2 separate regions of the Homo sapiens genome follow, and region 2 is linked to region 1. A link is a loop called in an ENCODE intact Hi-C map of the cell type or tissue named here. Cell type or tissue: stomach. All regions are shown on one strand. Links, peaks and the distances in the headings refer to the core of each region. The heading gives the core; the rest is flanking DNA. Region 1 overlaps AGRN (agrin). Region 2 overlaps PLEKHN1 (pleckstrin homology domain containing N1).

What was found. Peaks named below come from ENCODE experiments on the same cell type or tissue, not always from the same donor. Only the 100,000 strongest peaks of a DNase experiment are listed, where the experiment ranks them.
Region 2: a loop joins it to region 1, with 2.9 times the contacts of the local background. A loop is called at or near these places in 92 of 110 quality-filtered maps.

Annotation. Positions count from the first base shown.
Region 1 is chr1:1,048,260-1,061,159 of GRCh38, forward strand. It overlaps AGRN (agrin), which reads left to right. Exons shown (of 36, transcript NM_198576.4): 23 at 1-106; 24 at 608-800; 25 at 977-1,192; 26 at 1,307-1,536; 27 at 1,644-1,778; 28 at 1,974-2,070; 29 at 2,168-2,332; 30 at 2,467-2,578; 31 at 2,994-3,110; 32 at 3,194-3,386; 33 at 3,469-3,556; 34 at 5,494-5,718; 35 at 6,189-6,292; 36 at 6,565-7,857. The coding sequence ends at 6,722. It overlaps LOC100288175 (a long non-coding RNA gene), which reads left to right and starts at 11,475. Exons shown (of 4, transcript NR_148960.1): 1 at 11,475-11,587; 2 at 12,021-12,134. RefSeq lists silencers at 2,432-2,531, 6,176-6,358, 11,053-11,692 and enhancers at 10,466-11,309, 12,155-12,900. In stomach, for the core only: no CTCF peak of the experiment used is centred there; no DNase peak of the experiment used is centred there.
Region 2 is chr1:967,923-980,442 of GRCh38, forward strand. PLEKHN1 (pleckstrin homology domain containing N1) reads left to right here. Exons shown (of 16, transcript NM_032129.3): 3 at 2,355-2,501; 4 at 2,599-2,679; 5 at 2,764-2,836; 6 at 2,957-3,084; 7 at 3,191-3,286; 8 at 3,402-3,482; 9 at 4,153-4,228; 10 at 4,366-4,502; 11 at 4,939-5,088; 12 at 5,264-5,404; 13 at 5,578-5,718; 14 at 5,911-6,129; 15 at 6,394-6,442; 16 at 6,520-7,943. The coding sequence ends at 6,653. PERM1 (PPARGC1 and ESRR induced regulator, muscle 1) reads right to left here. Exons shown (of 4, transcript NM_001394713.1): 2 at 10,959-12,520; 3 at 8,577-8,702; 4 at 7,276-8,347. The coding sequence ends at 8,250. Among named protein-coding and RNA genes, the nearest start is that of PLEKHN1, 7.7 kb to the left of the region's middle. In stomach, for the core only: a CTCF peak has its summit at 8,288 (motif pointing left); DNase peaks (open chromatin) are centred at 8,299 and 8,579; H3K4me3 peaks cover 957 bases; H3K27ac peaks cover 474 bases; H3K27me3 peaks cover 5,606 bases.

The DNA.
Region 1 (12,900 bases), core at 268-8,267:
GACTCACAGCCCTGCTTCCACGGGGGGACCTGCCAGGACTGGGCATTGGGCGGGGGCTTCACCTGCAGCTGCCCGGCAGGCAGGGGAGGCGCCGTCTGTGAGAAGGGTAAGGATGTCCACTGCAGAGGAGGGCGGGGAGGCAGCAGGGTGGGGGCAAGGATTGGGGGTGGGGCTAAGCCACCATCAGGCTTTGAGTTGGGGGCAGGAGCCCGGATTAAGGCGGGGTTTCGGCCAGATGCGGTGGCTCACGCCTGTAATCCCAGCACTTTGGGAGGCCGAGGCAGGCGGATCACCTGAGGTCGGGAGTTCGAGACCAGCCTGACCAACATGGAGACACTCTGTCTCTACTAAAAATACAAAATTAGCCGGGCGTGGTGGTGGGCGCCTGTAATCCCACCTCGTGAGGCTGAGGCAGGAGAATCGCTTGAACCTGGCAGGCGGAGGTTGCGGTGAGCCAGGATCGCGCCACTGCACTCCAGCCGGGGCAAAAAGAGCAAAACTCCGTCTCAAAAAAAAAAAAAAAAAAAAAAGCAGGGGGCGGTTTCAGGGATAAAAGTGGGGAATCCTCGGAGCTTTTCCAGCCGGCCCTCCCGGTCGCCCTTTGCAGTGCTTGGCGCCCCTGTGCCGGCCTTCGAGGGCCGCTCCTTCCTGGCCTTCCCCACTCTCCGCGCCTACCACACGCTGCGCCTGGCACTGGAATTCCGGGCGCTGGAGCCTCAGGGGCTGCTGCTGTACAATGGCAACGCCCGGGGCAAGGACTTCCTGGCATTGGCGCTGCTAGATGGCCGCGTGCAGCTCAGGTGGGCGGGGAGGGGACGGGGCCGGGGCAGCTCAGGTGGGCGGGGAGGGGACGGGCGGGGGAGGGGGGGCCGGGGCAGCTCAGGTGGGTGGGGTGGGGACGGGGGCGGGGCAGCTCAGGTAGGCGGGGTGGGGACGGGGCCGGGCGATGGTCCTGAGCACCTGCTCCTGCCCTCAGGTTTGACACAGGTTCGGGGCCGGCGGTGCTGACCAGTGCCGTGCCGGTAGAGCCGGGCCAGTGGCACCGCCTGGAGCTGTCCCGGCACTGGCGCCGGGGCACCCTCTCGGTGGATGGTGAGACCCCTGTTCTGGGCGAGAGTCCCAGTGGCACCGACGGCCTCAACCTGGACACAGACCTCTTTGTGGGCGGCGTACCCGAGGACCAGGCTGCCGTGTGAGTCCCTTGGAGGGTGGTGTGGCCCCGACCCCGGCCCTTTGGGGTCCCGGTGTACGAGGTGGCTTTGCCTGTGGCCCCTGAGCCCTGACCCGGTGTCCCTCCTGGTGGCAGGGCGCTGGAGCGGACCTTCGTGGGCGCCGGCCTGAGGGGGTGCATCCGTTTGCTGGACGTCAACAACCAGCGCCTGGAGCTTGGCATTGGGCCGGGGGCTGCCACCCGAGGCTCTGGCGTGGGCGAGTGCGGGGACCACCCCTGCCTGCCCAACCCCTGCCATGGCGGGGCCCCATGCCAGAACCTGGAGGCTGGAAGGTTCCATTGCCAGTGCCCGCCCGGCCGCGTCGGTGAGGGTGGGGCCGGGGCGGGTGGGAGTGGGACCCCGGGGCCTGTGGGCGGTACCCAACCGACGCCTCCTGGGACCTCGGTCCCGGTCCCGTCTTCCTCCATCCAGGACCAACCTGTGCCGATGAGAAGAGCCCCTGCCAGCCCAACCCCTGCCATGGGGCGGCGCCCTGCCGTGTGCTGCCCGAGGGTGGTGCTCAGTGCGAGTGCCCCCTGGGGCGTGAGGGCACCTTCTGCCAGACAGGTCGGGGGCGTGGGGCTCTCGGGGCAGGGGGGGGGGGGGGGTTGAACGTTTGGGCGGGTACAGGTTCCAGGTAGCATTGCAGTTAGGATGCGGCTCAGTCTAGTCTGGGTTTTGAGTTAGGATCCACACACGGCTGGCATGGGGTGCAGGAGGCCCCGGGGGTCAGGACTGAGGCCTTGGTGACTCTCCCTACAGCCTCGGGGCAGGACGGCTCTGGGCCCTTCCTGGCTGACTTCAACGGCTTCTCCCACCTGGAGCTGAGAGGCCTGCACACCTTTGCACGGGACCTGGGGTCGGTGGGGCAGGAGCAGGGGGAAGGGCCGGCCCCCACCTCCGTCTCTCCTGTGGGGAGGGGACAGCAAAGACACCCCGACTCCCCATGACCCCAGGGAGAAGATGGCGCTGGAGGTCGTGTTCCTGGCACGAGGCCCCAGCGGCCTCCTGCTCTACAACGGGCAGAAGACGGACGGCAAGGGGGACTTCGTGTCGCTGGCACTGCGGGACCGCCGCCTGGAGTTCCGCTACGACCTGGGCAAGGGGGCAGCGGTCATCAGGTGGGCCGGCAAGGGTGGCTCTGGGAGGCCTGGGGCACTGGCCCGGGGCCGGGGCACCAGCAGGTCGCTCAGGCCCTGGGTGGTCGCGTGGCCGGTGGTGGACAGAGCCCACTCACGCTGCCCCTCCTCACCAGGAGCAGGGAGCCAGTCACCCTGGGAGCCTGGACCAGGGTCTCACTGGAGCGAAACGGCCGCAAGGGTGCCCTGCGTGTGGGCGACGGCCCCCGTGTGTTGGGGGAGTCCCCGGTGAGTGCTCTGGGCCGCGAGGGGACTCCCGCTGCTGCCTGCTCTTCCTCCTCGGGCGGCAGCCCCGCCCCTGCCGGCGCTCACGGAGCTGTTTTTCTGTCCTGTTCTCTTGGCCGCCTGCCCTGTCCTCTGCCTCCTCTGCCTCCCTGCTCTCTGCTCTCGCTCTGCAACCCCACCCGCTCTTCGGAGGCCAGAAATCCCGCAAGGTACTGTCGGCCTCTCATCCGCTCACCGTCTCTGGCGCCTCAACCCCTAGGGTAGCTCCTCCCCCACTAAGGACCCTGCCATTTCTGTGTGATTAACGCTGCCCCCTAGATAGGCAATGGGCGGGTGGGGCGGGTGCGTGCAGGTGCCTGGGCCCTGGGTCTGCACCGTGGGTGGGCTCTGCACAGCCACTTACCTGGCGTCCCCGCAGGTTCCGCACACCGTCCTCAACCTGAAGGAGCCGCTCTACGTAGGGGGCGCTCCCGACTTCAGCAAGCTGGCCCGTGCTGCTGCCGTGTCCTCTGGCTTCGACGGTGCCATCCAGCTGGTATGTGGGGGCGGGGCGTCCCAGCAGGGCCTCCGGGGCGGGCGGGGTGGCAGGCGGGACAAGGCCCTCACCCTGCCCTGCAGGTCTCCCTCGGAGGCCGCCAGCTGCTGACCCCGGAGCACGTGCTGCGGCAGGTGGACGTCACGTCCTTTGCAGGTCACCCCTGCACCCGGGCCTCAGGCCACCCCTGCCTCAATGGGGCCTCCTGCGTCCCGAGGGAGGCTGCCTATGTGTGCCTGTGTCCCGGGGGATTCTCAGGACCGCACTGCGAGAAGGGTGAGCCTGGCACAGGGCAGGGGGCGGAGGCCGGATGGGCCCGGAGCCCACGAGGCCCCACCCTCACCTGCCTATCTCACAGGGCTGGTGGAGAAGTCAGCGGGGGACGTGGATACCTTGGCCTTTGACGGGCGGACCTTTGTCGAGTACCTCAACGCTGTGACCGAGAGGTAACGTGCCATCCTCTGCTGGCTGTCGGTTCCATCTGTGCCCTCGGGGCGGGACACCGGACCCCCACACCAGGAGGGCCCAGGAGGGGACGGCCCGGTGCTGCCACCTCTGTCCTCCCGCCTCTCTCTCACCTCCCGGTCCTCCCGCCTCTCACTGTCTGTCTCTTTGTTTCCAAGCGAACTGGCCAATGAGATCCCCGTGTGAGTAGAGCTCGGCGCCCCCCGCTCCCTCTCACTCCCACTCCTCCATCCTTCCTGGTGGGGAGCAGAGTCCGGAGCCCCCGGGGAACTTTCCATCCCTTGTGGCGGAGGATGGGGGTCCGGCGCTATTTGGCTGCAAGAGGCCGTTTCCTGCCTCAGAAGTGCAGTCGCCCCTCCCAGGGCACAGGCCGAGGGTCGCCCCACAGCCAACCCCCACCACTGAGGCTGTACACACCTGTGCGCATATGCATGCATGTCTGTGTCCGTGTGCACTTCCGCGTGTGTGAACATGCAGCTGTGTCTGTGCGTGTCTATGTATATGGAGTGGATGTGCAAGTGTGTGTGAATATCCAGCTGTGTGTGTGCATGGGTCCATGTATATGTGTGTGTGTATATGTGGGGGGGACATGTAGATATGCGTGTGTGACTATGCGGCCGTGTGTGTGCATGGCTCCATGTATGTGTGTGTATATGAGGGAGACATGCAGGTATGTGTCCGTGTGTGTGTGTGTGCATATGGGTCCATGTATGTGTGTGTATATGAGGGAGACACGCAGGTGTGTGTCTGAGTGTGTGCGCACATGGGTCCATGTATGTGTGTGTATAGGTGAGGGAGACATGCATGTGTGTGTCCGTGTGTGTGCATGGGTCCATGTGTGTATAGTGTGTACACATGGGTCCATGTATGTGTGTGTATATGAGGGAGACACGCAGGTGTGTGTCCGAGTGTGTGTGCATGGGTCCATGTGTGTATAGTGTGTGCACATGGGTCCATGTATGTGTGTGTATATGAGGGAGACACGCAGGTGTGTGTCCGAGTGTGTGTCCATGGGTCCATGTATGTGTGTGTATATGTGGGGGAGACAGGTGTGTGTCCGAGTGTGTGCATGGGTCCGTGTATATGCGTGTATATATGGGGGGATATGTAGATGTGTGTGTGTATGAACAGGTGTAAGTGGGGAGCACTCAGGTGTGTCTGTGTGTGTTCGTGTACACGTGTGTATGTGTGTGAACATGGAGGGGTGTGTGTGTCCGTGTGTAGGTTTGCGTGCATGCACACATGCATGTGTGTACTGGGGCATCCAAGCCCCTGGTCTCCACTCCATACCACCCTACGCCTACCTCCTTGATCTCTGCGCCCAGCCTTGGCTGTGCTCCCCTGCTGTCTGCACGTGGGTGTCTGCACGTGGGTGTCTGCATGTGGGTGTCTGTGCCCTCAAGTGTCTCGTGTCTGCACGTGGGTGTCTGCACCCTCACGTGTCTCGTGTCCGCACAAGCATGTGTAGGTGTCCCTGCTGGGCTCTTTGGTGGGCGGCCAGTGATCCTCGAGGTCACGCATGTCTTCTGTGGGTGCCTGCTCCTTGCACCCCACAGTGTTGAGATGGGTTTGCATTGGCCCCGCCTGTCCCCTGCTCACCCGCCTCCCTCTCTTCCTGCTTCTAAGCCCCGAAACTCTGGATTCCGGGGCCCTTCACAGGTGAGCACGTGGCAGCAGTGCCTGCAGACCCCTGGCTGGCCCATCTGTCCTCCCGCCCGTCTCTCTGATCTCTCTCTGCCAGGCTGCCCCTGTCTCCATCCCTCTTCTCCCTCCCACTGTCGGTGTCTGCCCACCAGCCACCCCTGGGTCCCGTCACAGCCCTTGTGGCCTCCGCAGCTGGGGCCCTTGTCCTCCCGCCTCCCCCACCCTGTCCTGTTGCCACCTTCCTAGAGGCCCTGACCTGCCCTCTGCCCTCCAGCGAGAAGGCACTGCAGAGCAACCACTTTGAACTGAGCCTGCGCACTGAGGCCACGCAGGGGCTGGTGCTCTGGAGTGGCAAGGCCACGGAGCGGGCAGACTATGTGGCACTGGCCATTGTGGACGGGCACCTGCAACTGAGCTACAACCTGGGCTCCCAGCCCGTGGTGCTGCGTTCCACCGTGCCCGTCAACACCAACCGCTGGTTGCGGGTCGTGGCACATAGGTGAGTAGGGAACCCAGCGTGCCGAGAATAGTGGCGAGGGCTGCCCAGACTTGCCCAGCTGGGCTGTGTCCAGTCACTTGTGACCAGGGGTCAGGGAGGACACGCCTTGCTGCCTGAGCCGAGGTCACTGCCAGTGGGAGGAGGAAGGGCCAAGAAGATGCAGGAGAAGCAATGATCAGTTTCCACGTCTGAAAGGCATCCCGGCCCTGCCCGGAGCCTGCCGGGGGTCGCTCCAGTCTGAGCCTGGCCGTCGCCTCCAGCAAAGCTTGAGCTGCAGGAATGTCCCCGGCCTTGGCTCCCAGTGCCCTCCTTGGGGTCAAGGCCACCTCATCCTTGCCCCCAGGGGTGATACCTCGGGGGTTCTCCAGGCTGAGGCACCTGCAGGGCATAGGAAGGATGCAGGGCTTATGGTCTAGAGGAGGCAGAGGGAACTCTGGGCCCTGATGGTCTCCCCCTCCCTGCACACCCAGGGAGCAGAGGGAAGGTTCCCTGCAGGTGGGCAATGAGGCCCCTGTGACCGGCTCCTCCCCGCTGGGCGCCACGCAGCTGGACACTGATGGAGCCCTGTGGCTTGGTGAGTGTTTTGGGGAGACTAGAGAGGGATGCCCAAGGGTCTCATGATATCCGAGGGACAGACTCCACCCCCCAGCGCCCACCCTTGAGTCAGGGTGCATGTGAGCCGGCGGGCTGGGCTCTCTTCTCCCGCTGTAGCCCCTGCAGTTCCCAGTGCTGTGGGGCCGGGAGGCGGGTGCCCAGGTGTGGGCCCCCTGCTGGTCACCTGCTCGTTGGGGTGCCCATCAGCATCACTGAGTCACAGCCGGGTGACTCCCACTGTCTGTGCTGCAGGGGGCCTGCCGGAGCTGCCCGTGGGCCCAGCACTGCCCAAGGCCTACGGCACAGGCTTTGTGGGCTGCTTGCGGGACGTGGTGGTGGGCCGGCACCCGCTGCACCTGCTGGAGGACGCCGTCACCAAGCCAGAGCTGCGGCCCTGCCCCACCCCATGAGCTGGCACCAGAGCCCCGCGCCCGCTGTAATTATTTTCTATTTTTGTAAACTTGTTGCTTTTTGATATGATTTTCTTGCCTGAGTGTTGGCCGGAGGGACTGCTGGCCCGGCCTCCCTTCCGTCCAGGCAGCCGTGCTGCAGACAGACCTAGTGCCGAGGGATGGACAGGCGAGGTGGCAGCGTGGAGGGCTCGGCGTGGATGGCAGCCTCAGGACACACACCCCTGCCTCAAGGTGCTGAGCCCCCGCCTTGCACTGCGCCTGCCCCACGGTGTCCCCGCCGGGAAGCAGCCCCGGCTCCTGAATCACCCTCGCTCCGTCAGGCGGGACTCGTGTCCCAGAGAGGAAGGGGCTGCTGAGGTCTGATGGGGCCCTTCCTCCGGGTGACCCCACAGGGCCTTTCCAAGCCCCCATTTGAGCTGCTCCTTCCTGTGTGTGCTCTGGGCCCTGCCTCGGCCTCCTGCGCCAATACTGTGACTTCCAAACAATGTTACTGCTGGGCACAGCTCTGCGTTGCTCCCGTGCTGCCTGCGCCAGCCCCAGGCTGCTGAGGAGCAGAGGCCAGACCAGGGCCGATCTGGGTGTCCTGACCCTCAGCTGGCCCTGCCCAGCCACCCTGGACGTGACCGTATCCCTCTGCCACACCCCAGGCCCTGCGAGGGGCTATCGAGAGGAGCTCACTGTGGGATGGGGTTGACCTCTGCCGCCTGCCTGGGTATCTGGGCCTGGCCATGGCTGTGTTCTTCATGTGTTGATTTTATTTGACCCCTGGAGTGGTGGGTCTCATCTTTCCCATCTCGCCTGAGAGCGGCTGAGGGCTGCCTCACTGCAAATCCTCCCCACAGCGTCAGTGAAAGTCGTCCTTGTCTCAGAATGACCAGGGGCCAGCCAGTGTCTGACCAAGGTCAAGGGGCAGGTGCAGAGGTGGCAGGGATGGCTCCGAAGCCAGAAATGCCTTAAACTGCAACGTCCCGTCCCTTCCCCACCCCCATCCCATCCCCACCCCCAGCCCCAGCCCAGTCCTCCTAGGAGCAGGACCCGATGAAGCGGGCGGCGGTGGGGCTGGGTGCCGTGTTACTAACTCTAGTATGTTTCTGTGTCAATCGCTGTGAAATAAAGTCTGAAAACTTTAAAAGCATTGCTTTTGTCCATCCTCACCAGCGCGCTGGCCCGTTGGCTTCTTGCTCCGCTTTGTGGTGGGAGCACGGACTTGGAGCTCCCTTGGGTGGCCCTGGATGGAGCCAGGCCCTGCACAGGGATCCTTGTGGCTGATGAGGCCCTGAGTGGGGAGCACACACTGCTGAGCACTGTGGGAGGCGGGGCCGTGGAGGCAGGAGGCTCTCTGGCGTGCACGTGTGGGTGCGTGTACGTGTGGGGGTGTGTGTGTGTGGGTGCGGGTACGTGTGGGTGCATGTGCCTGCTCTCTGGCGTGCACGTGTGGGTGCGGGTACGTGTGGGTGCGGGTACGTGTGGGTGCATGTGCGTGTGGGTGCGTGTGCCTGCTCTCTGGCGTGCACGTGTGGGTACGTGTGGGTGTGGGTGCGTGTGCCTGCTCTCCGGCGTGCATGTATGGGTGCATGTACGTGTGTGTGGGTGCGTGTGCCTGCTCTCCGGCGTGTATGTGTGGGTGCGTGTGCGTGTGGGTGCGTGTGCTTGCTCTCCGGCGTGCATGTGTGGGTGCATGTACGTGTGTGGGTGCGTGTGCCTGCTCTCCGGCGTGTATGTGTGGGTGTGTGTGCCTGCTCTCTGGCGTGCACGTGTGTGTGTGTGTGTGTGTGCCTGCACACATAATTGGCCCACATCTGTGTCAGAGCACAGGGTTGGGAGGAGGCTGCACCCAGGACTGGAAGGGTCTGGGGGGAGCCAGGGTGCGTGGGGCTGTTGGGCAGCCTTTTCACTGGCCCAGGTGTGCAGAACCAACCCTTGGCACTGCTGGAAGCCCCTAACTAGAAACCCCTGGGGTAGCTGGGCTCCTGGACTCCCTCTAACCTGCTTCCTAAATTAGTGTGTGGGTGACAGCACTGCAGAAGCTGAGCCTCAGGGAAGGGCGCGGTGGCTCACACCTGTCATCCCAGCACTTTGGGAGGCTGAGGCTGGAGGATCGCTTGAGGCCAAGAGTGGGAGATCAGCTTGGGCAACATAGTGAGACCCCATCTCTGCAAAAAAATTTCTTTAATTAGCCAGGCGTGGTGGTACACACCTGTAGCTCCAGCTACTCCGGAGGCTGAGGCAGGAGGATCACTTGAATCCAGGAGGTTGAGGCAGCAGCAAGCTGTGATTGCACCACTGCACTCCAGCCTGGGTGACAGAGCGAGAACCTGTCTAAAAAACAGAGCTGGCACCCAGCACCGGCAGATGTGAGCCCTGGGGAGAAGCAGGGGAAGAAGGGGTAGGGTGTGTGGCCAGCTGGGTGGCCCTTCGCAAACTGCTGTCTCTTATGAAAAATAACTAAGTGTAGTTTTCTATTTTGTATTAATGATTTTAAAAAAAAAGCCAGGTGCGCTGGCTCACACCTGTAATCCTAGCACTTTGGGAGGCCGAGGCGGGTGGATCACCTGAGGTCAGGAGTTCAAGACGAGCCTGGCCAACATGGTGAAACCCTGTCTCTCCTAAAATACAAAAACTGGCTGGGCATGATGGTGGGTGCCTGTAGTCCCAGCTACTCCGGAGGCTGAGACGGGAGAATTGCTTGAACCCAGGAGACGGTGGTTGCAGTGAGCCGAGATCACGCCATTGCACTCCAGCCTCAGTGGCTGAAGGAGACTCCGTCTCAAAAAAAAAAAGAAAAAAGAAAACCACAAAAACATCGAAATAAAATAACACCAATGGCTGGGCACATTGGCTCATGCCTATAATCCCAGCACTTTGGGAGGCTGAGGCAGGCGGATCACCTGAGGTCAGGAGTTCAACACCAGACTGGCCAACATGGTGAAACCCTGTATCTACTAAAAACACAAACATCTGGGCGTGGTGGCAGGTATCTGTAATCCCAGTTACTCGGGAGGCTGAGGCACGAGAATCGCTTGAACCCGGGAGGCGGAGGTTGCAGTGAGCCGCGATTGCACCACTGCACTCCAGCGTGGGCGACAGAGCGCGACTCCGTTTCAAAAAAAAAATGAAAAGATAATACCCACAAGCTCCACACCCAGGAGGTCCCATGCGTCTGAGTGTTTGCTTTCTGGGCTTTTCATCACCTGGTCCTCTGGGGATATGCTGACCGACCCTGTGTGCCTGGCAGGTGTCAGGCACTGGGGGTCGGGGAGGAGAGAGTCCAGGAGCGGTGGCCACACACAGGTCGCTGACGGTGGGGGGCCAGGGTGGGGGCAGACTAACTTTGGTTTTCAGGAAAGGTCCAGAGAAAACACGCCCAAACCCAGACCCGAAGCATGAGCAGGGGGAGGGCAGGTGAGGAGGCCAGAGGCGGGGCATGTGGTGTGGGTCCATTGGACGGTGTGCAGGGCCCTGTGGCTTGACAAAGGGATCTTTCAGCAGGAAGCGGAGGCGTAGGAGCGGCCAGAGGCCAGCGTGCAGGACAGAGGCCACAGGTCAGAGCAGCAGAGGCTGGACAGAGATGGGCAGGGCAGGTCCAGTGGGGCTGCGTGGGCCTGGGGAAGAGAGCTGGGGGTGCTGCCTGAGGAGCTGTGGGAGGCTCCTGGAGGGCTCCAAGCAGGAGGCCACCAGATTTCATGAAGACGCCCCTGGCTAGGACAGGGTGCTAGGCTGCAGGGGGAGCAGAGGGAGGGATTTGGGGGAGAATGGGCGGGTCGAGGGGGGTGAGAAGAGGCGCTCAGGGACGTGGAGATGGAGCTGGAGGCACCGGAGCTTTGGGTGGATTCGCCCTGATGCGTCTGGAGGGATGGCTGGGCTGGGGAAGCTGGGGTTCCCTGAGTGGGGTCCAGGGGGCCGAGGGGTGCCAGGCAGGGAGAGGCTGGGCTGAAGCCTGAGGCAGGTGCTCCTGCTGGGTGTTGCCTAGGAGAGGAGAAAAAGCCCCGACGCCAGAAATGGAGGAGGGAGGAGGACCTCGGAGGGGAGGAGGAGGGTGCGCAGAACCAGGAGAGGCAGTTTGGGGAGCAACCGCTGCGGAGCGCGCAGGACCCAGAGGACTCAAAGGGGACCTGGAGGGTGACGAGGCCTTCCGTGGCCGGGGGTGAGGAGGAGGGAAGCCGCGCGGGCGGAGAGGCGCTGGTGGGTCCCAGGTTGGAGGCTGTGGGTCTGAGAGGCGAAGCCCAGGGGAGCCCGGGGCCACCGCTGAAAAGGATGGCAGCTGAGCGCAGGCGAGGGAGAGGCGCGCGTGTCCGGGACAGACCGCGGTGGGAGCTCGACTCCGGAAACCGGCGGGCCTGGGGCTGGGACCTACAGGGAGGCGGACGCGGCACAGCCAGGGAGGTCGGTCCCGCGGGCCCCGCCCCGCCCCCCAGCCTGGAGCGCCCCCCTCCGGCCCCGGTCCGCAGTGGAGGCGGCCCCGGAAAAGCCAGAGGGTCTTGGAATGGAGGGCGGGACGGAGCCGCCTGCAACGCCCGCGACCCGCGACCCGGCTGCCCGCGGGACCCCCGGCTCTGAAGCGGGGACGGCCGGAGCTTCCGCCTGCAGCCCAAACTCCCAGGCGCCCGGCAAGAGTGGCGGGCGCGGACCCTTTAAGAAGGCCGGGGGGCGTGGCCTCGGGGCGTGGCCCGGGGCGTGGCATCGGGGCGAGGCTTCGGGGGCGGAGCCCAGGCAGCGCCTTCGCGGAGTTGCCGGAGGGTGCGGCCGCCCAGAGCGCACCCCGAGCGCCGGCGAGCGGCGCGGTGAGACCCTCGTGCAGGTGAGCCCGGCGCACGGCGGCCCAGAATCCTGGACCCCAGGAGAAGCGTCTACGGCCCCGACAGGTGGGCGTGGCGAAATGCCACCCGGGCCCTCCTCGCGCTCCCAGCTGGGTCACGCCTCAGACCCGGGGTCCTGGACGCCTGCCCCCCTCCACCCGCAGGCCCTGCCAGGACACTTTGGTCCCTGGCCCGCCAGGCCTGGCCTCACTCAGGCTTGGCTGTGGGGTCAGAGTCGGGCAGAACGGAACCAACAGTCCTGGCAGGCCCAGGCGGTTGGAGGAGAAGTGGTCGGCTCTGGACACCTTTGTTGTTTTTTGTTTTTTGTTTTTGAGATGGCGTCTCACTGTGTCACCCAGGCTGGAGTGCACTGGCGCGGTCTTGGCTCACTGCAACCTCCACCTCCCGGGTTTATGCAATTCTCCTGCCTCAGCCTCCGGAGTAGCTGGGATTACAGGTGTATGCCACCATGCCTGGCTAATTTTTGTATTTTTAGTAGAGACGGAGTTTCACCATGTTGGCCAGGATGGTCTTCAACTTCTAACTTCGTGATCCACGCTGCTGGGATTACAGGTGTGAGCCACCGCGTGTGGCCTCTGGGCACCTTTTGAAGGTAGGATGAGAGGAACTCATGGATCGGAGCCGGCAGGGAGCGCCGAGGGGGGCCGGGGGCAGGGCGGCCACCCTTGCCTGTGTGGGGAAGATGAAGAAGAGGGTGTGGGCCGCGGGGGCAAGATCAGGAGCTTTGGGTTTTGAAGATGTTAGGAAAGACGTGCTGCTGACTTTGCAAACGGAGGTGCTGAAACCGGGTGTCTGGAGCTCAGAGAAGAGGTGGCGCTGGACTGGCCTAGACTCTGTGCAGACACAGAAGAGCCAGGGCCTGGGGCTCCCATCGAGGAGGAGGACAAAGGGCCCTGGCCAGGGCAAGGTGGGAAGCCGGGAAGTGCAGCCTCCACAGAGCCTCGCAGAGAAGGCGCCACTGGAAGAAGGCGGCACTGACGGCCTCGGAGGCTGCTGAGGACCGGCTGGGCCCCGACGTCCGTGGCAACCCTGACAGCCAAGTCCTCCGTGGGCTTGGAGGGCGGGACACGGCTCTGGAGATGAGGGAGAGGACGGGCCGTGCCGACCGGCACCGCGGTGTTCCTGAGCAGTGGCACCGTGGCTGTTGCTGAATTTTATTATTGTTAATTAATTTATTTATTTTTATTTTTGATACTGAGTTTTTCTCTTGTTGCCCAGGCTGGAGTGCAGTGGCGAGATCTCGGCTCACCGCAACCTCCGCCTCCCGGGTTCAAGCGATTCTCCTGCCTCAGCCTCCCGTGTAGCTGGGATTACAGGTGCCCATGACCACACCCGGATAATTTTGTATTTTTAGTAGA
Region 2 (12,520 bases), core at 3,871-11,870, 77 kb before region 1:
AACAACCTGCTGAACCTCGGGAAATGGGGCTGGGGGAGGAGCTCTGGGCCAGTCCTAGAGCCAGTGCTCCGCGGCCCTGTACCTGGGCTCTGCACCCAGTGCTGTGAGCTGGCTCTACTACGGCTCCAAGCTGAGTCCTCCCCGGGGCCCCGAGGCTGAGCTGCGCTGCAGGGCCAGCTGTGTGGCCCTTCCTGGTCTGTGGCCTATTTTTCATGGGTGCCAACCCGGCATCAGTTCCCACGCTGGGTGTGGGTACAGGAGGCCCCACCCAGAGGCAGAAGGCCGGGAAAGCCATGCGTCTGTCTGTTCACATTCCTGGGCCTGCTCAGGGGCAGCTAAGCTTGGCCAGGGCACAGCAGCTCTGCAGGTAGCTCTCGCCAGCTCCTAGAAGGAGGAGGACACCTTCCCACTTGGCCCTGAGCCTGTGGATCACAGAGGTCTCCAGCCCCAGGTTCACACCCGTCCCTTTTCTGACTTCCAACCTGGTGATCAAAGCCTGCATTTGTAGAGGACTGTGTGTGCCAGGATTGACTACATGTGGCGTGGATGTGGAGTCCCCTCCCCTCTCAGCACATGCAGTGATACCCACAGCACATCCCAGGCCCTGTCTTAGGCTCTGGGGACACAGCAGTGAACGGAATAGACAACCCCTGTTCTGCTAGTGCTCCCATTCCCACGGCAGAGACACACGACGGGACAAATCAATAGATCCAGTGAGCGGGGTCAGGTCGGTGCTAAGGAGAAAAACAGAGGGGATGAGTGCAGAGGATCAGGGAAGGCTGGAATTTTAGAAAGGCTTTCAGAAAAGGAATTCTTGGAGCAGGTAATGTCTGAGCAAAGCTGCAAAGCGGGTAAGGAGGGGGGTCAGGACTGAGCGGTCCCCAAAGCAGGAACAGAACATGCAGCAGCCAGAGAGCATGGGTCTGATGTGAGGAGACAGTGAGGCCGGGGCAGCCACAGAGACCCCTCGGGGGAGACCCCTCGGGGCACTGCCAGGACCCCGTTGTCCCCTGAGTGAGGCATACGGAGCGGCCAACACACAGAGGATCGACCCCAGAAATCTCCTCACATATTTCAGGCTGGGGGCTGGAAATGGGCAACGGTGAGGACACTGACACCGAGGAGATTGGCAAACGTTACAAATCAGGGCATCGGTGTGTTTCTGTGTCTGTTTTTTGTAGAACCAGGTGTTAAGCATTTACCATACAATACTGCAGACGTGGGAGGGTTTTGAGTGTTACCCAGACACCCCCAAATTCTTCTAACAAGTCTTCAGAGGTTGAATAACCCAAGCCATGTTACACAGCTTAGGAAAGAATGAAGATGGGTTTAATCCACTGAGTCCAGATCTCACCATCTCTACCACTAGACCAGGCAGCTCTGTGTGGGGAAGTGTGTCTGTGTGTGCGTGTGTGTGCACAAGTGTGTATGTGTGCATGTGTTTGCACGTGTATATGTGTGCACACATCTGTGTGTATATGCACAGGTGTATGTATACGTGTGTGTTGGTGTATTTGTGTGTGTGTGGAAATGTATGCATGTATGCAGTGTGCATGTGTGCATGCATGTGTGTGCATGTGTGTATAGGTGTGCATGTGTATGTGTGCACGTGTGTATGTGCACGTGTGTATGTGTATACATGTGTATGGGTGTATTTGCGTGTGGATATGTATGCATGTATGCACGTGTGTGCATATCTGTGTATGTGCAACTGTGTATGTGTGCACGTGTGTATCCATGCATATGTGTGCGTGTGTGTACATGTGTGTATAAGTGCGTATGTGTGTTCCCGTGTGTATGCATCTGTGTCTGTATTGTGTGGCATGTATGTGTCTATTGTGTGTGTATGCATGTGTGCGTGTATGCATTTATACATGTGTATGTGTGCGCATATATGGATGCATGCATGTTGCCTGCATGTGCACGTATCGGGTGTGTGTGCGTGTACGTGTACACGAATATGCATGTATGCATATATGTATGCACGTGTGTGTAAATTCTGCCGTGACTGTTTTCCTGTGGAAAGGCTGAGTGTGCAGGTTCTGTGCCTGTGGGGGGCTGTTCTTCACGTATGTGTTGTGTGGCTGTGCACAGGTTCTGTGCCTGTGGGGGGCTGTTCTTCACGTATGTGTTGTGTGGCTGTGCACAGGTTCTGTGCCTGTGGGGGGCTGTTCTTCACGTATGTGTTGTGTGGCTGTGCACAGGTTCTGTGCCTGTGGGGGGCTGTTCTTCACATATGTGTTGTGTGGCTATGCACAGGCAGACCATGCTATAGTCCTGTAGCTGTGTGGATGCGAGCGGAGGGGGTGGGGGGCCCAGGGGAGGCCCCCTCCCCTGAGCTCTACTCCTCCTAGGACATCCTGGACCTGGAGAACCAGCGAGAAAACCTGGAGCAGCCATTCCTGAGTGTGTTCAAGAAGGGGCGGCGGAGGGTGCCTGTGAGGAACCTGGGAAAAGTTGTGCATTACGCCAAGGTCCAGCTGCGGTTCCAGCACAGCCAGGTGGGGGCCGGGCTGGGTGGAGCACGCTAAGGGTGCAGCATCCCCATCAGCCTGGGGCTCCCCAGACTCCGCACTGACGACCCTGCTCCCCGCGCAGGATGTCAGCGACTGCTACCTGGAGCTATTCCCCGCCCACCTGTACTTCCAGGCCCACGGCTCGGAAGGACTCACATTTCAGGTGAGGCGGTGGGCAATGGGGTGGGGCCATGGCCGCCCTTCCCTCCATGGATCCCTGAAGCTCCTCCTACCCTGTGCCTGGCAGGGGCTGTTACCGCTGACGGAGCTGAGTGTCTGCCCGCTCGAGGGGTCCCGAGAGCACGCCTTCCAGATCACAGGTGTTTGGGATGCTTCCCGGGCCCCCAGAGGCACTCCTGACCCAGGACTTGGAGAGGGGCCTGCCCTGTGGCTGCGGAGCACGTGTGTGTATGTGTGTGCCCTCTCTGCCCTGCCCGCAGGCCCACTGCCCGCACCCCTCCTGGTGCTCTGCCCCAGCCGGGCCGAGCTGGACCGCTGGCTTTACCACCTGGAGAAGCAGACGGCCCTCCTCGGGGGGCCGCGGCGCTGCCACTCGGCACCCCCACAGGTCAGTGCCGGGGACCCCACCCCCCTCCCCACCCTGATCCTCGCAGCCGGCTCTGACCTCCTCCTCACAGGGGTCCTGCGGAGACGAACTCCCCTGGACTTTGCAGCGCCGTCTAACCCGGCTGCGGACGGCGTCAGGGCACGAACCCGGCGGCAGTGCTGTCTGTGCCTCGAGGGTCAAGCTGCAGCACCTGCCCGCACAGGTGGGTGGGAGGTGCGTGGGGCTGTAGGGGGATGGGAGGGGTGCATGGTGGTGGGCAGGGCGGTGCAACAGCAGCTCAGTTCCCTCATCGCCTGACCCCACCCCCACCCACCCAGGAGCAGTGGGACCGGCTCTTGGTCCTGTACCCAACGTCCTTGGCCATTTTCTCCGAGGAGCTGGACGGGCTTTGCTTCAAGGTGGGCCCCTCCCCACTGTGGGCCCGCCCCAGGGAGGCAGCTGTGTGGGGGTGGGAGGGGGCAGCCATGCAGGAGGAACCTGTATTTCGGGGCTTGTTGAGACAGAGCGCAGGGCCCTGCCCACCCAGCCCGCGGTCCTGGTCAGTCTGGTCTCCGCTGTGACATGGAGGAGCCCCTGCCCGCCCTGAGGTTCTCACCCTGAGGTTCTTGACCGTCACCCTGGGGCGGGCAGCATGGGGCTGAGAGCCCCTCCCGGGGACTCCCTTGTGTGTGCCTGCCCGTGAGGCGTGTGTGTGCACACGTGCGTGTGCGTGTGTCCTCCAGGGCGGGCTCCGGGAAGGGGGTGTGCACTCACGGTAACCTTCAGTCACTGAGGAACAAACACAGGGCCCTCCCCATGGTTCACCCGGCCCAACTTCTTCTCTGGGGACCCCAAGAGGCCAGTCCTGTGGCTTTGTGTGTCTGCCCCTAGCCGGCGAAGGCCCCCGCGCCAGGGTTGGTGGTAGCCCCAGGAGACATGGGACCCACTGGCCTCCCTCAGGGTGGTGGCCTCGGTGCCCAGCTCTCCAAGTACCCAGCCAAGCTCTGGAGGGCAAGAGGGTGGGATGAGGCCAGGCGGGGCCCCGGGGCTGCCCCTACAAAGGCCTGGCCCTCAATCTCTGCTCCGCAGGGGGAGCTCCCACTCCGTGCCGTCCACATCAACCTGGAGGAGAAGGAGAAGCAGATCCGCTCCTTCCTGATTGAAGGTAGGGCCCTGACCCTGGTTCTGCCTCCCGCCTGGCCAGGCCATGGTGGGGCGGGAGCCTGGGGGACGCCCGACTCTTTAGTGGGGGCGCTGAGGGGTGCACCCCCCCGCCAGCCCCTCACAGCATCTGTATGCCAGGCCCCCTCATCAACACCATCCGCGTGGTGTGCGCCAGCTACGAGGACTACGGTCACTGGCTGCTGTGCCTTCGCGCTGTCACCCACAGGGAGGGGGCCCCGCCGCTGCCTGGTGCCGAGAGCTTCCCAGGGTCGCAGGTGAGGGGTCAATAGGCCCCACAGCCCAGGTCCTGGGCAGTGGTAAAAAGGGGGCAGCAGACCGGGCGTGGTGGCGCACGCCTGTAATCCCAGCATTTTAGGAGGCTGAGGCGGGCGGATCATTTGAGGTCAGGGGTTCGAGATCAGCCTGACCGACGTGGAGAAACCCTGTCTCTATTAAAAATACAAAAAAATTAGCCGGGCATGGCGGTACATCCCTGTAACCCCAGCTACTCAGGAGGCTGAGGCAGGAGAATCGCTTGACCAGGAGGCGGAGGTTGCAGTGAGCCGAGATCGTGCCACTGTACTGCAGCCTGGGCGACAGAATAAGACTTCGTCCCAAAAAGATAAAAGGGGGGACAGCACGGTGGGTCCAGGCAGGGGCGGGTGGGGAGGGGGTCCAGCCCTCACTCACCCCCACTCACTGCCCATCCAGGTTATGGGCAGTGGCCGAGGCTCACTCTCCTCAGGCGGACAGACCAGCTGGGACTCGGGGTGCTTGGCGCCCCCCTCCACCCGCACCAGCCACTCCCTGCCTGAGTCCTCAGTGCCATCCACCGTGGGCTGCTCCTCCCAGCACACACCGGTGAGCGCTTACGGGGTGGCAGACGAAAGTGGGGCAGAAGGCTGTCGGGTAGGTGTGTGTTGGGGACCCTGGTTCCTCAGGGGAACTCAGACTGGAGGGAGCCCCTTGCAGCCTCAGAGAGTTGCACGGGAGAGGGGCCAAAGGGCTCTTCCTGGAAGGTTTGTGGTCCCCACAGGACCAGGCCAACTCTGACCGTGCCAGCATTGGCCGACGGAGGACCGAGCTGAGACGCAGTGGCAGCAGCCGGTCACCCGGGAGCAAGGCCCGGGCAGAGGGCCGCGGCCCTGTCACCCCACTGCACCTGGACCTGACCCAGGTGGGCCCAGCACACCCACACAGCCCCTGGCCTGGTTCCCACCGTTCCGCACCACTGGTCTCTGTCTCTGGGCCCAGTTGTCCTGGAGCCACCCAGAGGCCTCTTGCACAGAGAAGGGGTGGCCTAGGCTGTTTCTAGCCGAGAAGCCCATTTCTCCCACCTCTGCCCTGCAGCTGCACAGGCTGAGCCTGGAGAGCAGCCCAGATGCCCCTGACCACACTTCGGAAACATCACACTCGCCCCTCTATGCCGACCCCTACACACCACCCGCCACCTCCCACCGCAGGGTCACAGATGTCCGGGGCCTGGAGGAGGTCAGGCCCCTGCTGGGTGACAGAAAGGGTGGGAGGTGCCTGCAGCCTGAGGCTGGGGAGGTCTAGACCGTGCGTCTCACCCTGGGGTCTGGGGCTGCCCCAAGCCTGAGGTCTGTTCAGGCTCTGATGGGAGGTTGAGGTTCTGGGGGCCCCTGGCTGCCACCCAGGCCCCAGCCCTGGCTCTCCCTGCAGTTCCTCAGTGCCATGCAGAGTGCACGTGGACCCACGCCCTCGAGCCCACTCCCCTCGGTGCCTGTGTCTGTGCCTGCCTCTGACCCTCGCTCCTGCTCCTCCGGCCCCGCTGGCCCCTACTTGCTCTCCAAGAAGGGAGCCCTGCAGTCCAGAGCCGCTCAGAGACACCGGGGCTCAGCCAAGGATGGGGGGCCGCAGCCCCCAGACGCCCCTCAGCTTGTGAGTAGCAGCCCCCACGCCCGTGTGCCCCGGGCTCCGGGCTGGCCGGGGGTCTGGTGTGGGGCCTCTTGGGACTCTGAGGGAGCAGGGAGGGAAACAGGAGGACGGGGGCAGATGGAGGCCAGGGGGGCCAGTAGGGAGTTGGGGAGATGGGACTGGGGAGGGAGAGCAGGGGGACATGGGGGGCTGCACAGTGACAGGCCGCCTCCAAGCTCCCTGCCTGGGGCTGTGCCCGGCTCTCAGACTTGCGGTTTGGGGTTCCAGGTCTCCTCTGCCAGGGAAGGTTCGCCCGAACCCTGGCTGCCTCTGACAGGTGAGTAAGGATCCTGCCTCCTGAGGTGAGTGCCTGTTGCCTCCCACAGGCTGACACATCTCTGCCTTCCCTACCAGATGGTCGGTCCCCCAGGAGGAGCCGGGACCCCGGCTACGACCACCTCTGGGACGAGACTTTGTCTTCCTCCCACCAGAAGTGCCCCCAGCTTGGAGGGCCTGAGGCCAGTGGGGGGCTTGTGCAGTGGATCTGATGGCCGCGGTGAGGTGGGTTCTCAGGACCACCCTCGCCAAGCTCCAGGGTACCTGCCCCTCTAACCCACTTCAAATTACAAGTCAGGGTCTGAACCCAGTGTGATGGGGGGAGTCTCTGGGGCCCTGAGTTCAGAGCCCGTCCCTCAGCTCCTGTTCCTTGGTGCCAGCAGCTGGGGCAGGGAAGGGTGGGAGGGGCCCCATCCAAAGGATGCCCTGGCCAGCGAGGCTGGGTCACAGGTCAGGGAGGTCCTGGCCGTCCACAGGGTCGGCCCTCAGCTCAGCCCGCCAGGAGTCAGGGAGGAGACTCGCTGGGAGTGGGAGGGCAGCACGGGCGTGAAGGTCGGAGGACAGAGAAAGGTCAGCAGGGTCAGAGTATGTGAGGTCAGAGGGCATGAGGGTCACAGGTCAGCAAGGTGTGAGGAGCACAAGCCAGGGTGCCCCGAGGAGGAGGGTGGGTGGGTCCTTGTGTGGCCTGGCGCGCACCACAGGGCAGCACGGGAGACGTTGACACCACCGGACGAGAAAGAAAAAAGAGAGAAGAGAGAGAGGAGAAGAGAGAAAAGAAGAGAAGAGAGAAGAGAAGAGAAGGAAAGAGAGAGAGAGAATAAGAAAAGGAAGAAAGAAAAAGAAAAGATAGAATTTTATTGGTGCTGCATCCATGTGTTCTCTGCTCAGCAGCCAGGGTCTCCCACAGTCTTGAGGACCCCCACCCAGCACCCAGCCAGGCAGCCCCCTTCCTCTGCCACCTCGGGCCCCTCACCGACCTTCCCACCTCATCTCTGACTCCTCTTGGCTGTGGGTCCCCAGCTGCCCCACAGGAGCCCCCGGGACAACCCCAGGAGCCCAGCCCTCCATCTGAGGCCACCGAATTCTCCCTCTGCACCTGCACCCAGGGCTCCCGGGGAGGGGCTCGCGGCTCTGCCACAGACCCCCACCCTGCAGGGGCTGCTGCACTGGGGAGGGGCAGGCAGAGCCTTCGCTGTCTCAGGCCAGAGCCCGCAGAGGCCTTGGCCACAGTCCTTTGAGGATCAAGAGTGATGGGCCTTGGAGCCCTTGCCAGCCCAGCCCACCTGTGAGGAGGCTGCCCATCCCCTCTTTGAGGCCACCCTGTGTCCTCTCCCCTGCCTCTGCCCAGAGCTCCAGCCGGAGTGTCTTGCTGCTCAGACCCCTCCGAGGTCCAAGTCCTGTCCTGCCACTCAGCTCCCCCTGCACCCCAGAAGAAACGCAGGGTGCGGTTGCATTTGATTTCAGATAAACAACAACTTCTTAGTAAAATGACCTCCCCACTATTGCCTGTCTGAAATTAACCGAATGCCCTGTGTTCTCATCTGTGAATCTGGCCACCCTCCTACCCAGCCACCTGCCTGCCCTCCACCCACCCAGACTTTAGCACCTCCCTCCCAGGCGTGGGGAGTGGCCGTGGTCACTGGCTGGATCCTCAGGTGAGTCGGAGGGAGCAGCACCAGGACACGCCCCCCTCCTGGACGCGGTAGAAGAGAGGGGTCAGAGGGCCCGGGCGAGGGCGGCACCTCGTCCTGCCCTGGGCGCCTGTGGTCGTCTCCTCATCCTGCATCTCCCTGGCCCGGGCCTGGCTCCTAGGAGCTGGGGCTGGGGCTGTGGCTGCGGCGCCCTTGCCCCACCTGCCGGCGGAAGTAGCGGATGGCAGAGATGGTGCCGACGTTGGCCAGCAAGGCTGCAAGAGAAGCACAGGCTCTTCTGAGGGCCAGCCTGGCTGTCGGCACCGTCTGCCCGCAAGACCCAGCCCTCAAAGGGCGGGCAAGGTCGGTGCGGCCAGGGCCGCAGCTCAGCCTGGGGGGAGCAGGTCAGGGGTGAGCCCCGGGGCCCCCGTGCACCCCTCGTCCTGCCAGCGCCCCTCGGTCTGGCTTCTAGGCGCAGCTCCCTCTGCCCCCAGGCACCCAAACCTGTTTTCCAGGCGTCTGGGGTATGCGGATCTGACGTCCTCACAGCCCAGGTGGCAAAAGCTACAAACACCAGGCACATGTCATTCTGGCTGAAGGCAAATGATGGGACAGGCCCCCGGAGCTCCCCTAGGACAGAAGCTCACCTTCAGCCCCACGGCTGCACTCAGAGATGGCCCCGCACACGCCCGCCCCGGGAACCGCCTGCCCCCACCCCCACCAACCCCGGGAACCGCCTCCCACTCCCCCCGCCAACCCCGGGAACCGCCTCCCACTCCCCCCGCCAACCCCGGGAACCGCCTCCCACTCCCCCCGCCAACCCCGGGAACCGCCTCCCACTCCCCCCGCCAACCCCGGGAACCGCCTCCCACTCCCCCCGCCAACCCCGGGAACCGCCTCCCACTCCCCCCGCCAACCCCGGGAACCGCCTCCCACTCCCCCCGCCAACCCCGGGAACCGCCTCCCACTCCCCCCGCAACCCCGGGAACCGCCTCCCACTCCCCCCGCAACCCCGGGAACCGCCTCCCGCTCCCCCCACCAACCCCGGGAACCGCCTCCCGCTCCCCCCACCAACCCCGGGAACCGCCTCCCGCTCCCCCCGCAACCCCGGGAACCGCCTCCCGCTCCCCCCACCAACCCCGGGAACCGCCTCCCGCTCCCCCCACCAACCCCGGGAACCGCCTCCCGCTCCCCCCACCAACCCCGGGAACCGCCTCCCGCTCCCCCCACCAACCCCGGGAACCGCCTCCCACCACCCCGCCAACCCCGGGAACCGCCTGCCCCCACCGACCAACCCCGGGAACCGCCTCCCACTCCCCCCGCAACCCCGGGAACCGCCTCCCGCTCCCCCCACCAACCCCGGGAACCGCCTCCCGCTCCCCCCACCAACCCCGGGAACCGCCTCCCGCTCCCCCCACCAACCCCGGGAACCGCCTCCCGCTCCCCCCACCAACCCCGGGAACCGCCTCCCGCTCCCCCCACCAACCCCGGGAACCGCCTCCCGCTCCCCCCACCAACCCCGGGAACCGCCTCCCGCTCCCCCCACCAACCCCGGGAACCGCCTCCCGCTCCCCCCACCAACCCCGGGAACCGCCTCCCGCTCCCCCCACCAACCCCGGGAACCGCCTCCCGCTCCCCCCACCAACCCCGGGAACCGCCTCCCGCTCCCCCCACCAACCCCGGGAACCGCCTCCCGCTCCCCCCGCAACCCCGGGAACCGCCTGCCCCCACCGACCAACCCCGGGAACCGCCTCCCACCCCCACCAACCCCGGGAACCGCCTCCCAATCCCCCCAACCCCGGGAACTGCCTCCCACCCCCACCAACCCCGGGAACCGCCTCCCAATCCCCCCAACCCCGGGAACTGCCTCCCACCACCCCCAACCCCGGGAACCGCCTCCCACTCCCCCCGCAACCCCGGGAACCGCCTCCCACCACCCCGCAACCCCGGGAACCGCCTGCCCCCACCGACCAACCCCGGGAACCGCCTCCCAATCCCCCCAACCCCAGGAACCGCCTCCCAACCCCCCCCAACCCCAGGAACCGCCTCCCAACCCCCCCCAACCCCAGGAACTGCCTGCCCCGGGAGCCGCTTCCCCCGCAACCCCGGGAACCACCTGCCCCGCACACGGCCGCCCCGGGAACCGCCTGCCTCCCCCTCCAACCCCAGGAACCGCCTGCCCCACCCTAACCCTGCACACTCTTGGCCTGGGAACTGCCTGCCCCGCACACGCCCGCCCCGGGAACCGCCTGCCCCAGATACATCCATCATGGGACATGTCTGTCCTAAGATACATTTGTGCTGGACACGTCTACCCTGGACACGTCTTCCCGAAACCCCTCTGTCATGGACACGTCTTCCTGAGAACTGGTTGCCCCGGGAACCGCCTGCCCCGGGAACCGCCCGCCCTGGACGCGTCTGTCGGAGTCACATCGCCCCCGTGCTTCTTCTGCCTGAGATTTGGGTGACCTGGTTGAGTTGGGCCAGTTTGGGGGAACTGCCAGTGGAGGCCCCGTGTTCTGGTCTGTAAAGCATCTCCCAGAGGACATCAGTGTGAGATGGGCCTCGTAGAGTGCCTGACCCTGAAGGTAGCCAGGCCTGGGCGGGAACCCTGCCAGAGGCTGGGGGAGGGACGCCGCCGTCACATGGGCCCGAACACAGGGCAACGGCGGCGCAGAGCCAACCCCCTGAACAACCCGGGTGCTTGGACTGGGCCGCCCCATCTGGACTGTGTGCTGGGATGACTGGGGGCTGGTCCCCAGGCTCCCCTGCTAGGGGATGACCCAAGCCCGGCCTGCCCGGCCCCTGCGGCCCCCTGCTTGGCCAAGATCCCTGGACAGTGTGTGCCTGGGATCTGGACGGGCTGTGGGATCCGAGAGCACGTACCTGCCCGTCTAAGAGCCAGGTGGAGCCGCTCTACCACGGCTGGCTTGAGGGGGGTCCCAGGCCCCGCCCCCTCGGAGGCCGACCGGGGAGGCTCCAGGGCCTGCAGTGGGAGCGGGACAGCCGGCCCCAGCACGCCCTCAAGCCTGTCCTCCCCGAAGAAGAAGTGTTCATAGACCTCAGGGATGGAGATGGGCACGGGGTCTCCAGGTATGGGGGCCGGCACAGGATCAGCTCTCGGGAGCGGCTCCGGGGACCCCCGCCGCCTCGACCTCTGGGCTCCAACGTCTGGGAAGAAGAACTCGCACATGTCCGGCCACTGGACGCCTGCCGGATCCTGACCGGCCGCTGCCGCCTCAGCCTCTTCGTTCTCCTCGATGGTGTCACAGAAGAAGAACTCGTAGGCCTCCGGGAGGGTCACGGCAAAGCTGCTCCCGGGCCCGACCCTCGTCACGGCAGAGGGAGGGGGGCGAGGCAGGTGCTTGAGGATCCGAGGCTGGTGGGGCCGGGGCCCGACAGCCACAGCCTCCCAGGCTCCGGGCCCCCCGTGGGCCCCAGTTGCTGTCTGGGGGGCTGAGGGCCGGGCTGAGGCCTGTCCTGAGCCTGGCTTATTGGGGCTGGGCCCAGCCACGGAGAAGCGCACTTTCTTCTTCCTGGGGACTTGGGTGAGACCCAGTGCGGGTGCCCCAGAGCAGCATCCGGGGGCCCCTGCTGAGGGCTCAGACACAACCGCCTCCATCTCCACCACATCAGGCCCAGCTCTGCGGGTGGGAGGCCAGGCGAGGCCAGCGGCGTCGGCTCTGGGAACAGGTGTAGACACAAGCCCGCTGGACTCGGTCATCCTCGGCACAGCCTCCGAGACAGGTGGAGATGAAGCCACCTCTAGCTTAGCCACTGGGCCTGCTGTAGGCAAGGCCACATCCAGGCCATGTTTGGAGGCAGGTGTGGACACAGCCACGTCCGTGTCCAATTGTGGCTTGGAGATGGGTGTAGACAGAGCCACACTGGACTGAGGCTCAGAAGCTGGTGTAGACACAGCCGTGTCAGATTGCGGCTTGGAGGCAGGTATAGACACAGCCATGTCCCTGTCAGGTTGCGGCTCAGAGGCAGGTGTAGACACAGCCATGTCCGTGTCAGGTTGCGGCTCAGAGGCAGGTGTAGACACAGCCATGTCCCTGTCAGATTGCGGCTCGGAGGCAGGTGTAGACACAGCCATGTCCCTGTCAGGTTGCGGCTCGGAGGCAGGTGTAGACACAGCCATGTCTGACTTAGCCCTTGAGACATCTGGGAGGGCTTCCCAGACAGTCGTGGACACTGTGTGCAGCTTGGCTCGGCGCGGGGTTCTGATTTGGTCTGTGCCTTGCTCTGTCACAGGGACAGGTGTAGACAGGCCCAAACCTGGCCCTGGTCTGTCTTCCTGCACAGGGGACCTGGGGCCAGGCTCAGGAGCTCCTGCAGGACCTGGCCCCAACTCCTCCTGCCCGGCTTTGGCCATCAGCTTTGCCGTCTCAGGACTGGCCGCAGGGAGCAGCGGGGAGCCCGTCTGGGCAGAAGCAGAGGCTCCT